2 separate regions of the Homo sapiens genome follow, and region 1 is linked to region 2. Evidence: read pairs that join two places in POLR2A ChIA-PET (ENCODE). Cell type or tissue: B cell. All regions are shown on one strand. Links, peaks and the distances in the headings refer to the core of each region. The heading gives the core; the rest is flanking DNA.

Region 1 (5,322 bases), core at 1-5,000, 120 kb after region 2:
TTGTAAGGGGTCCGCAAACTAACTCCAGCCTGAGGGCCTGATCTTTCAGCATCTGTTTTTGTAAACAAAGCTTTATTGGAACACAACCATGTTAAGCCACGACAGCAGAGTGGAATAATTGGGACAAAGACTATACAGCCCCTATAGCCAAAGAGATTTACTATCTGGCCTTTTACAGGAAAAGTTTCCAGCCGCTCATAGGAAGAAGCAGAAAATAAGCAATTAAGGCTGGGCGGCGGGGGTGGCTCACATCTGTAATCCCAGCACTTTGGGAGGCCGAGGACAGTGGATCACTTGAGGTCAGGAGTTCGAGACCAGCCTGGCCAACATGGTGAAACCCCATCTCTACTAAAAATACAAAAATTAGCCATGCGTGGTGGTGGGCACCTGTAGTCCCAGCTACTTGGGAGGCTGGGGTAGGAGAATCACTTGAACCCGGGAGGTGGAGGTTGCAGTGAGCCAAGATCACACCACTGCACTCCAGCCTGGGCTACAAATAGAGTGAGACTCCCTCTCAAAAAAAAGAAGAAGAAGAAGAAGAAGAAAAGAAGCAATTAAGATAAAGATAAAAGAACAAGACTATTACTCTGGCCACTTCAGTTAAAGAGGTCTGGCTGGGCACAGTGGCTGCCGCCTATAACCCCAGCACTTTGGGAGGCCAAGGTGGGAGTATCATTTGAGCCTAGAAATTTGAGACCAGCCTGGGCAACAGAGCAAGACCATTTCCTCAAAACCAAAAAACTTAGGTGTGGTGGTGCATGCCTGTAGACCCAGCTACTTGGGAGGCTGAGGTGGGAGGACTGTCTGAGCCCAGGAGTCTGGGAGGCTGCAGTGAGCCATGATTGTGCCATGGTGCTCCAGCCTGGGGGGACAGAGTAAGACCCCATCTCTGGGGGAAGAAAAGGAGTTCTGCAAAGGACTTTTTGAGGAGGTGACACAGAACCTGGAGGGTGAAAAGGGCCAGGCAGGCAGAAGAAACAGCAAGTGCACAGGCCCTGAGCTTCCCTGGGGGAGGGGGTGGAGGATGAGCTTGGCTTGTTCAAGGGACAGCAAGGAGCACAGTGAGGCTGATCCCAGTGGCCAAGGGGAGAGGGCTGCTGGAGTCCAGGGAGAAAGATCAGGACGGATTTTCGGCCATGGTGAGGAGGCGGGACTTTATCTTAAACGTGAAGGGAAGCCACCTGAAGGTATGTGATCCATCATGCATTCATTCAACAGCCGTCTGTGGAATCTTCTTTAGAAATGCAGAGACACATCCTAAAGGATCCCTGTCCACAGCCTAAGGAGATGCCATAGGGGAACCTGGGGGGCTTCCAGGAATGGCCTCACCTAAACCCCTGTGTTTCACAGACATTCAGGGAAGGCCATGACCAACCCACCACCCCAGGCCACAGAGCACAAGGGCCGAGACCCCAGGCTTCCGGGCTCCTAGTCCAGAGGGGGGACTGTCTGGCTCCTCTTGTTCCATCCCCCCCACCTCTCCTTTTTGTAACCTCCCCGTCATTGTCCATTTCCAGCTCATTACCCCCCCACTCCCCTCCCTGCTCCTATCTAACTCCTCCCCCTGCTTGCACCCACTCCCAGTCCTTTACCTTCCTCTGTTCCCCACCCCCAGGTCTAGAGGGGCCCCTATGGGATTGAGGGGGAGAGGGTGTGGGCCTATGGGTGAGGGAGGATTGGGGTGGGGGTGGCTGGGTGGGGGAGGTCCCTGCTTCTCTTGCCTATGATGCCAAAATCCATTCATTGAACTCAAATCATGGCTGGAGCTGATGGGGTTGGCTGAAGCTTCTATCCCTGGTGCCCTGGATCCTTCCCCCTCCAGCCCTCCCCAAGCCTTTTCCTTGCTGTCCTTCAGCCCCACAACCCTCCCTCCCACAAGACCCCTTTGGCCTATTGCCCCCCATGCTCCTTCCCCCAAGAGTCTCTCCTACCACAACCTTCCCTTCCCAACCCTTTCGTTTTTGTTTTTGAAATGGGGTCTCGCTCTGTCGCCCAGGCTGGAGTGCAGTGGCGCAATCTTGGTTCACTGCAGCCTCTGCCTCCCAGGTTCAAGTGACTCTCCTGCGTCAGCCTCCAGAGTAGCTGGAATTACAGGTGCCTGCCACCACACCCGGCTAATTTTTGGATTTTTAGTAGAGATGGGGTTTTGTTGGCCAGGCTGGTCTCGAACTCCTGGACTCAAGTGATCTGCTTGCCTTGGCCTCCCAAAGTGTTGGGATTACAGGTCTGAGCCACTGCGCCAGGCTTCTTCCCTCCCTAATTGTCCCCTATGGTCCTCCCAAGACCCTCCTTTCCTCCAGGCTTGTCCTCCACCCCTGCTCCTCCCTCCTACATCTGCCCTCACCTGATCACTGGCTCCCACTCCTCCCCAGAACTCTCCCTCCTCCCATCCTTCCTCCTCCCCTCCCCCTCCCCAGCCAGCCCGGAAGCTCCTTCCATATTTGATGTCTCAGCCGCCCCCCATTTCACTGCTCCCCTCCCGCGGAAAACACCAGAGAGGAGGAAATGATCCCGGCGGCGTTTCTCCATCCCCCCAACAGTGAGGCTGTGTTGGGGGGTTTCCCCTGACCATCCTCTCCCCACCCCCGTGACTCTGTGTATTTCTGTCCCCAGCTCTTGTCACCGCCTGAGACCTCGCGAGACTTTCGGTCCCCCCCGCCCCTTCCCCCCAGGTTAGCAATTGGGAATGGCTGGGAGGGGGTGTCCCCAAGACACTGGGCTTCAAATCTCCCCCCAAGCCCTCCCTCCTACGATCAAGACACCTTTTGTCCAGACAGCTCCCTTAGCGTTGCCTGGAAAAGCCACAGAGCTCCCTGCGGGGGTGCAGAACCCTGCAGGCAGCCCCAGGCTTTGCAGAAACCACACACACTGTTGCTGGATCTTGAGTCCCATTAGCTGTGAGATGCCTGTGAGAGCCTTCCCGCACCCGTCAGAAGCTCAGAGCCTTCTTGGACCCTTTAAAGATGTCCCTCTCCCCAGCCCTCCGCCTCACCGCCCCCCACCCCCGACCCCGTCCTTAGAATCTTCTGGAGGAGCCTCCCTCCCCCCCCACCCCCCCCCACTGCTCCTGGAGTTCTCATCGGATTCCCCAAGGGCACTGCCAGCTTCGCTCCACTCAGCCCCCTTGCAGACCCCACCCCCTGCCTGCTCTCTTTCCCTACAACTAGGTCAGCCCCCAGCCCCGCTACGGCGGCCGCACCGTTCCCTGCCCTCTCCGCTGGCTGCTCCCACATGCATTCCACCCAGCCCCTCCCCACGCCCCTGCCGCCCACCATCCCGCCTTGCTGCCCCCCACCTTTTGCCTCAGGTGAGGGGACCAGTGGAGGGGGGGAAGGGCGGTGGACTGTGGTGGGAATGGGGCGGGGGAGGCTCGGTGGGCACCAACCTGCCTCCTAATCCGGAGTCTCTCCCCCCTCCCCGATGTCTCCCCCTTTCTCATCGATGTTGACTGACTCCCCGATTTGTTCACTTTCTCTCTCCATCTCCTTGGTCCATCTCTGTCCATCTGTCTCTTGTCATCCGTCCTTTTGTGTCTCTGTCTGCCTGACTCTGTCTGTCTTGCCTTCTCTGTCTCTCTGGGTATCTGTTGTCCTCCCCTTCCATTTCTTTCTCTCTCTGTCTCTTTCTCCCTGCCTTGGGTCTCTCTGTCTGACCCTTCCCTGCACCCCATCTTCGTGCTTCCCCCCTGTGTCTGCACACCTCCCCACCCCCCAGGTTACGAGAAATCCCGCAGCCTCAGCAGCATCGCGGGCCTGAGCGGGGTGTCCCTGCGCCTCGCGCCCCTTGCCACCCCCCCTGGCTCTCCCCGGGCCGCCCGCCGCGCTCCCCCGACCCTGCCCTCCATCCTTTAGCGCTCCCCTCCCCCCTGTGGGGGGACTCGGGGGTGACCGGGAAGAAGGTCAAAGGAGCTGGGGGTGGGGGGTGGGGAAAAGGGTTTTTTTAAAAAAAATCAAAAAGTCATTAATAATATGCAACCGAGATGACGATGCCAGCAGACACCCCCGGGCCCCTCACCCCCAACCTGGGCCCCCAGGATGGAGAGAGGGGCCACAGCCCGTCCCCCCAACTCTTCCCTCCCCAAAAAAAGCCTTCTCAGGTCTCCACGAGCCATAGGACATCCCCCTGCCATCAACTTGTGTAAATAAGTCCAAATTATGCCAGTTACATCTTGGGGCACCTCCCCCCACACACTGCATGCCTTCCCTAACCTGGAGCCCCCACTCCAAGTCCACCTCAGCAATAAGCCGCCAGGGGCCGCATGCGCGGGTTTGAGGGGCAGGCACTCTGGGAAGGGGGTGGCACCTCCCGGGGGTCGGGCTGGCCTTTAAGGTCTCCAGCCTTCCCATCCTTCACCCCAGGAGGACAACCAACCCTGTGCGTTGATTAGGAGAAAACAAACCAGAAACTAGAAACAGTGTAGGGGAAGGAGGAACAGTTACCCAAGCCCCAGATCGGAGTTGAGCTCAGGTGGCGGGAGGGCGGGGCCGAGTTGAGCTCAGGTGGTGGGAGGGCGGGGCGGGCTTTGGACCTGCTCCCTCAGCCTTTAGGAGAATTCCTCTGGTGAATTTCACCCTCTCATCCGCCCCTTCCCCCAGGGACCTGCTCGCCTCTATTCTTGCTGCATGGACTCAGACCTCCTATCCCAGAATTCCTGGGATGATCTGGCCCTAGCACACGAAATTCCCCGACTATCTCCCTCCATTCCCAGGACATGAGACCTGCACCCAGAATTCTGAGACTGACCCTGGCACGCCACATCTCCCAATCCCCACACACTCCTGCGACTTAACCTCTGCACACAGAGGCTCCCTGAACCACCCTCCCTCCCCACTCCTGCCACCCCAAACACCCCCACCAAATTCCCTGAACTGCGTCCCAGCACTTCTCAAACCTCCAAGACTTGACCCAGCTCTTTTCAGCTCAAATTCAGCCTTTGGGATGCTCCAAATCCTTCCCACAACTGACATTTCTTGGACACCCCCAAAGCCTCAGGCCTGTTCCGCACCCATATCCCCAAAGCCCTAACAGACTTGTCCAGCCCAGGTTCCCTTGATGCTAGAACTTCCAAGATAGGCGCAACCTGTCTGCAATTCCAGGGAACCAGACCCTCCCCAAGCACCCTCTTTGTCTTACGCCTAACCCTGAGTCTCTTCCCTGAGATGGTGCCCCAAAGGTACCCTCTTCACAGACACCAGTGTTTCCCAGAGGGTTGTATTTGTACCTTTGGTGGTGTGCTAAGGTTTGAGGCAGTATGAGGACAAACACTTGTTTTAAAAGTTTTGTCTCTAATACGCATTTTGTACAGAAGCCGATAAGTGCAGG
Region 2 (5,361 bases), core at 237-5,236:
CCTGCGGTGAGTTCCTCATAGAGAGAAAGCCTCATCTCCACAGAAAGTGTTCCCCATTCAAAGAAGGTCCCCAAACCCCGCAAAAAGGACCCCATTCCCTGCATGAAGAAGCCCCGCTAATTCCTACACGGGGAAGCCTCAGTGCCCACAGAAATGAGGCTCCCCCATCCTTAATACAGAGACTTCCCCTGTGACTCCATGCAGATGGGAACCACTAATCTTTATACCCACAATCACCCCATATCCTACAGAGAAGGTCCCTTGGAATCTATTTTTTGTTTTTGTTTCTGTTTTTTCCCAGCAGGGTCTCGCTCCGTCTCCCAGGCTGGAGTGCAGTGGCAAGATTTGGGCTCACTGCAACCTCCGTCTCCTGGGCTCAAGTGATCCTCTCACCTCAGACTCCTGAGTAGCTGGGACTACAGGCACACCCCCACAAGCCCAGCTAATTTAGTATTTTTTGTAGTGACGGGGTTTTGCCATGTTGGCCAGGCTGGCCTTGAACTGCTGGGCTCAGGTGATCCACCCACCTTGGCCTCCCAAGGTGCTGGGACTACAGGTATGAGCCACCGCACTGGGCCATTTTTGTTGTTGCTGTTGCTTGTTTTTTAGAGACGGGGTCTCACTCTGTCACCCAGGCTGGAGTGCAGTGACGTGATCACAGCTCACTGCAGCCTCAACTGCCTCCTAAGTATCTGGGACTACAGGCATGCACCACCACACCTGGCTGATTTTTAATTTTTTGTAGAGACAAGGTCTCGCCATGTTGCCCAGGCTGGTCTTGAACTCCTGGCCTCAAGCAATCCTCCTGCCTCGGTATCCCAGAGTGCTGGGATGACAGGCGTGAGCCCCTGCACCTGGCTCCCTCTGAGTCTTCACTCAGAGAAGTGGCCCAGACCCTGCCCAGAGGATGCCATCCCCGGATGTGGAGAATCCAGTCACATGCAAAGACCTCCCAGTCTGGCCGGGCTCGGCGGCTCATGCCTGTCATCCCAGCACTTTGGGAGGCTGAGGCGGGTGGATCACCTGAGGTTGGGGGTTTGAGACCAGCCTGGTCAACATGGCGAAACCCGTCTCTATTAAAAATACAAAAATAGCCAGGCATGGTGGCGCAGGCCTGTAATCCCAGCTACCCCAGGCAGGAGAATTGTTTGAACTCAGGAGGCGGATGTTGTAGTGAGCCGAGATCGCACCAATGCAGTCCAGCCCCGGGGGCAGAGCGAGACTCCATCTCAAAAAAAAAACCAAAAACCAAAAAACAAAAACAAACAAAAAAACCCAGTCTACACACACAGACCCCCATCCCCATCAAGCAAAAGGAACCCAATTTACAACCAGAGAATCCCATCTCCACCAGAGATGCCCCCCCAATCACTTATAGAAAAAGAAACACCCTCCCTGCTGAGTGAAGGGGATCCCTCACCCCACACAGATATGAGACCCACCCCATCTCATACAAGGAAGGAAACTCCTGTCACAAAGGGAAGGGACCCTCTTCCCCATGCAGAGTCGAGACCCTCACCCTAAACTGATGCGGGAACCCCCATCCCGCACAGCAAAGGGAGCCTCCTCCTCACACAGCGAAGGTTCCTCCTTCTCCCAACCCTACAAACAGAGGGGTCCCAAATCCCCATCCAGAAAAGAAGAGCCCCATCCCCACACAGGGAGGGGGTCCTGGCGCCACCTGGTTTTGCCTCAGGCATGTCGGGGGACCTCCTCCTGCTCCTCTGACCGCAGCCGCGTCCCGCTAGGCCCTAGGGAGGACAGGTGGGCCCCTAAGGGGAGCCTTTTAATGAGTCCTGAGACTCCCAGAAGGCTCCGGGAGACATCAGACCACAGGGCCGCCCCACATTCCGCCCGCATGTTCTAAAGGGCGAGAAATAACAGCTGGACCTAGGGAGATGGCTGAGAGCCAGGTCCCCAGGGAGGAGGGGCTGGGGCTCGGACACCTGGGTCTGAGGGAGGAGGGGGCTGGGGCTCGGACTCCAGAATCTCAGGGAGGAGGGGACTGGGTGCTTGGACCCCTGAGTCTGGGAGCAGAAGCAACTGGGGTCCCAGATTCTTGGGTTCCCTAGAAAGGACGAGCGCCTGGACGCCTGGGTCCCGGGAGAAGGAAGAGGAAGAGACTGAGGGTCTCAAGGGGGTAAGGGCTGCGGGCCAGAGCTCTGGCATGAAGCAGGGAGGGGAGGGACAGGGTCTAGGAAGCCATTCTTAGCATCTGCAAGTCAGGAGTTTTCGGGAAACCGGAGCCGGGAGGGAGGGTCCGGTTTCCTAGCGTAGGCAGGACGGCGGCGGGGGGAGGAGGTCCCTGCGCCTCCGGGGAGGGCGCCGCGGCTCTGGGACTCCGGAGTTTCGCGCCCCGGGCGTGGGCAAACCCAAAGAGCTGGGGCCCCGGCCATCTGGGACCCCGGACTGGCCGCCGCCCCTCCTGGGACCGCTCCCCGCGACTCTTCCCGGAGCGGGCACGGCAGGCACCGGACGCGGGTAGGGGGTGGGCGTCCCCGGTGGGGGCGGGTGGGAGGCTGGGAAGGCCCTGGAGGGCTGCCCGGACGTTGGCGCCCTTCCCGGCAGGGGGACCTGTGACTTTCTGAATGGGGTGGCTCTGGACGCGGCGGGGAGCCGAGGGGGCGGGGCCTGGGGAGGGGCGGGGCTTGGGGACACCAGGTGTTGTGGGGAGGAAGGAGGGAAAGGGTGTTGGGGACTTAGGGTTAAGGCTGGGGGACTGCCTGGCTAGTAACGCAGCGTGAGGGACCCGGTGTGAGGAAAACAAGTCCCTCCGCTTTTTTTTCCTGTTCATCTTCCCCCTCCTCCTTTTCCAAAACCCCCTACGAGCCGGAAATTTCTCCGCCTCCGGGGAGCGTCCAGCCAATCCGGCGTCAGTTCCATGTGATGTCACGGGTTGCCAGGCAGACTGCCACTGCGCTCCCGCGAGCCCCGCTAAGTTGGGGAGGGGCCCAGGCCTGCAGTGCCGCGGCCACCTGAAGCCTCGCGTCCCTCGCTGCCAGCCCGAGGGCTCAATTCAGAGGGAAGGGGACAGACACCCAGACGGAAGGGGAAGCGGGGAGGAGGTGGAGAACTTCAGTTGGCAGGAATAGAGGAAGACATAAACGGAACCCTCTGTGCCTGCGCGTCAAGCCTCTTATTTCTCGGCATTAAGGTTCAGATAGGTTTTGCTGTATGGTGTCTTTGTGATTTGTTTGTTTGTTTTTGAGACAGGGTCTCGCCGTGTCTGGAGTGCAGGGGCACGATCACGGCTCACTGCAGCCTCAACTTCCTGTGCTCAAGTGACCCTCCCACCTCAGTAGTTCGGAGTAGCTGGAATTACAGGCATACGCCACCACACCCCGCTAATTTTTTATTTTTTTTGTAGACGGGTGGGAAGGGGATCTCACTATCTTGCCCAGGCTGGTTTCAAACTCCTGTACTCAAGCGATCCTCCTGCCTTGGCCCCCCAAAGTGTTGGGATTACAGAGCCACCGCGCCAGCATATAATTCTCTCTTTGAACTCCTCTCATCATCACCCGTGATGTCACGGTGTCTCTGAGAGCCAGCGGCCTCAGTGGAGGGGCAGGATTGCAGTCCCTGACAAAAGGTCCCAGGAGGTTTGTCTACGTCGATGCATCTTATTTTATTCCACATTTAGGGTGACAATGATAGCTTTTGTAAAAAGTACCTTCCCCGTTGCAGGGGGCCCTGGGGAGGACGTTTTACCTGCCCTTCCTCCCTCCCCCTTCCCACTCATTCTCTTAAGGGCAGGTCCCAGCCTGGGCTCTGCCATCAGCTGCTGTGTGCCTCCACATGGACTTCTCGTGTCTCTAGGTCATTGGCATTCCTTCCTCCTCCTCCTCCTGGGAGTGGGGTGGATTTCAGGCGGTGTCAAAGGCTCAACGGGGCTGCAACAGTTTTTTTTTTTTGAGACGGAGTTTCGCTCTTGTCGCCCAGGCTGGTGTGCAGTGGTGTGATCTCAGCTCACTACAACCTCCGCCTCCCAGGTTCAAGCGATTCTCCTGCCTCAGCCTCCCAAGTAGCTGGGAGTACAGGCACATGCCACCACGCCCAGCTAATTTTGTATTTTTAGTAGAGAAGGGGCTTCACTATGTTGGTCAGGCTGGTCTTGAACTCCTACCTCAGGTGATCCACCTGCATCGGCCTCCCAAAGTGCTGGGATTACAGGCGTGAGCCACCGCACTGGGCTGGAAAGTCTTTTTGAGATCTTCCTCCTCCTTCTCTCCCTTTTTCACAGAAGGGACAAACTAAGGTTGGGAAGCAGCAAGTCATGCACCCTAGATCCACCTGCCCACCCAGGCTCAAGGACCTCTGGCCTCTTGGCCCGCAGCCTTTGACTCCCTGGGGGTCCCAACCAGGGCTCCATAGTCCACCCAGGCTTCAGTTCCAGCTGGGTTTATACAGTGGTCTAAAGCCAACAGGCTTGAGAAGCTGCTAGGGTGAGATAGCCAGGGATGGCAGCGACTGGGGCAGATTGGAGAACAAATGCCTCATTAGGAAAGGCTACTGTCCTGTTCCAGCTCCCCACCCCCCACCGAAAACTGGCCGACTCTCTCCAGACCGTCCAAAGTTTTAAGTGAAGGCAGAAATCTGGATTATGCAAAGTCTCCCTATTTTGAATGGTCTGCTGTTTTTGTTGTTTTTATTTTCAGACGGAGTCTCGCTCTGTCCCCCAGGCTGGAGTGCAGTGGCACAATCTAGGCTCACTGCAACCTCTGCCTCCCACGTTCAAGCGATTCTCTTGCCTCAGCCTCCCGAGTAGCTGGGACTACAGGCACGTGCCACCACGCCCAGCTAATTTCTGTATTTTTAGTAGAGACAGGGTTTCACCATGTTGGCCAGGATGGTCTCGATCTCTCGACCTCGTGATCCGCCTGCCTCGGCCTCCCAAAGTGCTGGGACAACAGGCATGAGCCACCGTGCCCGGCCTTGTTTTTGTTTTTAAGACGGTGTCTCACTCTGTCGCCCAGGCTGGAGTGCAGTGGCACGATTACAGCTCACTACAGCCTCCTACTTCCTGGGCTCAAGAGATCCTCCCACCTCAGCCTCCTGAGCAGCTGGGACCACAGGTGTTCACCCCCACGCTCGGCTAATTGTTTTTGTTATGTTTTGTAGAGACGAGGTCTCATTATGTTGCCCAGGCTGGTCTTGAATGCCTGGGTTCAAGCCATTCCCCCTGCCTCGCCTCCCAAAGTGCTGGGATTACAGGTGTGAGCCATTGCCCAGCTGATGGCCTGCTGTTAATGTGGATCCCTCACACCTCCACCACCAAGTGCTACAGTGCACTAAAGAGACCACCACCAGCGACCGGGGCCTCGGTTGGGGGGCAGGGGGGTGACGACCTTGAGACTTCTGGTT

Evidence for each region. ChIA-PET counts read pairs that join two places held together with the same protein. Peaks named below come from ENCODE experiments on the same cell type or tissue, not always from the same donor. Only the 100,000 strongest peaks of a DNase experiment are listed, where the experiment ranks them.
Region 1: POLR2A ChIA-PET joins it to region 2 with 6 read pairs; 3 of 35 experiments call an interaction of 5 or more read pairs at or near these places.

Annotation. Positions count from the first base shown.
Region 1 is chr19:50,313,383-50,318,704 of GRCh38, reverse strand. It overlaps KCNC3 (potassium voltage-gated channel subfamily C member 3), which reads left to right. Exons shown (of 5, transcript NM_004977.3): 5 at 2,614-5,322. Among named protein-coding and RNA genes, the nearest start is that of KCNC3, 13 kb to the left of the region's middle. RefSeq lists a silencer at 2,246-2,426 and an enhancer at 5,072-5,322. In B cell, for the core only: no CTCF peak of the experiment used is centred there; a DNase peak (open chromatin) is centred at 2,604; H3K4me3 peaks cover 560 bases; H3K27me3 peaks cover 3,190 bases.
Region 2 is chr19:50,429,293-50,434,653 of GRCh38, reverse strand. It overlaps SPIB (Spi-B transcription factor), which reads right to left. Exons shown (of 6, transcript NM_003121.5): 6 at 3,340-5,361. MYBPC2 (myosin binding protein C2) reads right to left here and starts at 1,762. Exons shown (of 28, transcript NM_004533.4): 1 at 1,682-1,762. The coding sequence starts at 1,700. RefSeq lists enhancers at 1-383, 1,198-1,956 and silencers at 2,306-2,525, 2,556-2,645. In B cell, for the core only: no CTCF peak of the experiment used is centred there; DNase peaks (open chromatin) are centred at 1,713, 2,023, 2,913, 3,603 and 2 weaker places; H3K4me3 peaks cover 2,874 bases; H3K27ac peaks cover 5,000 bases.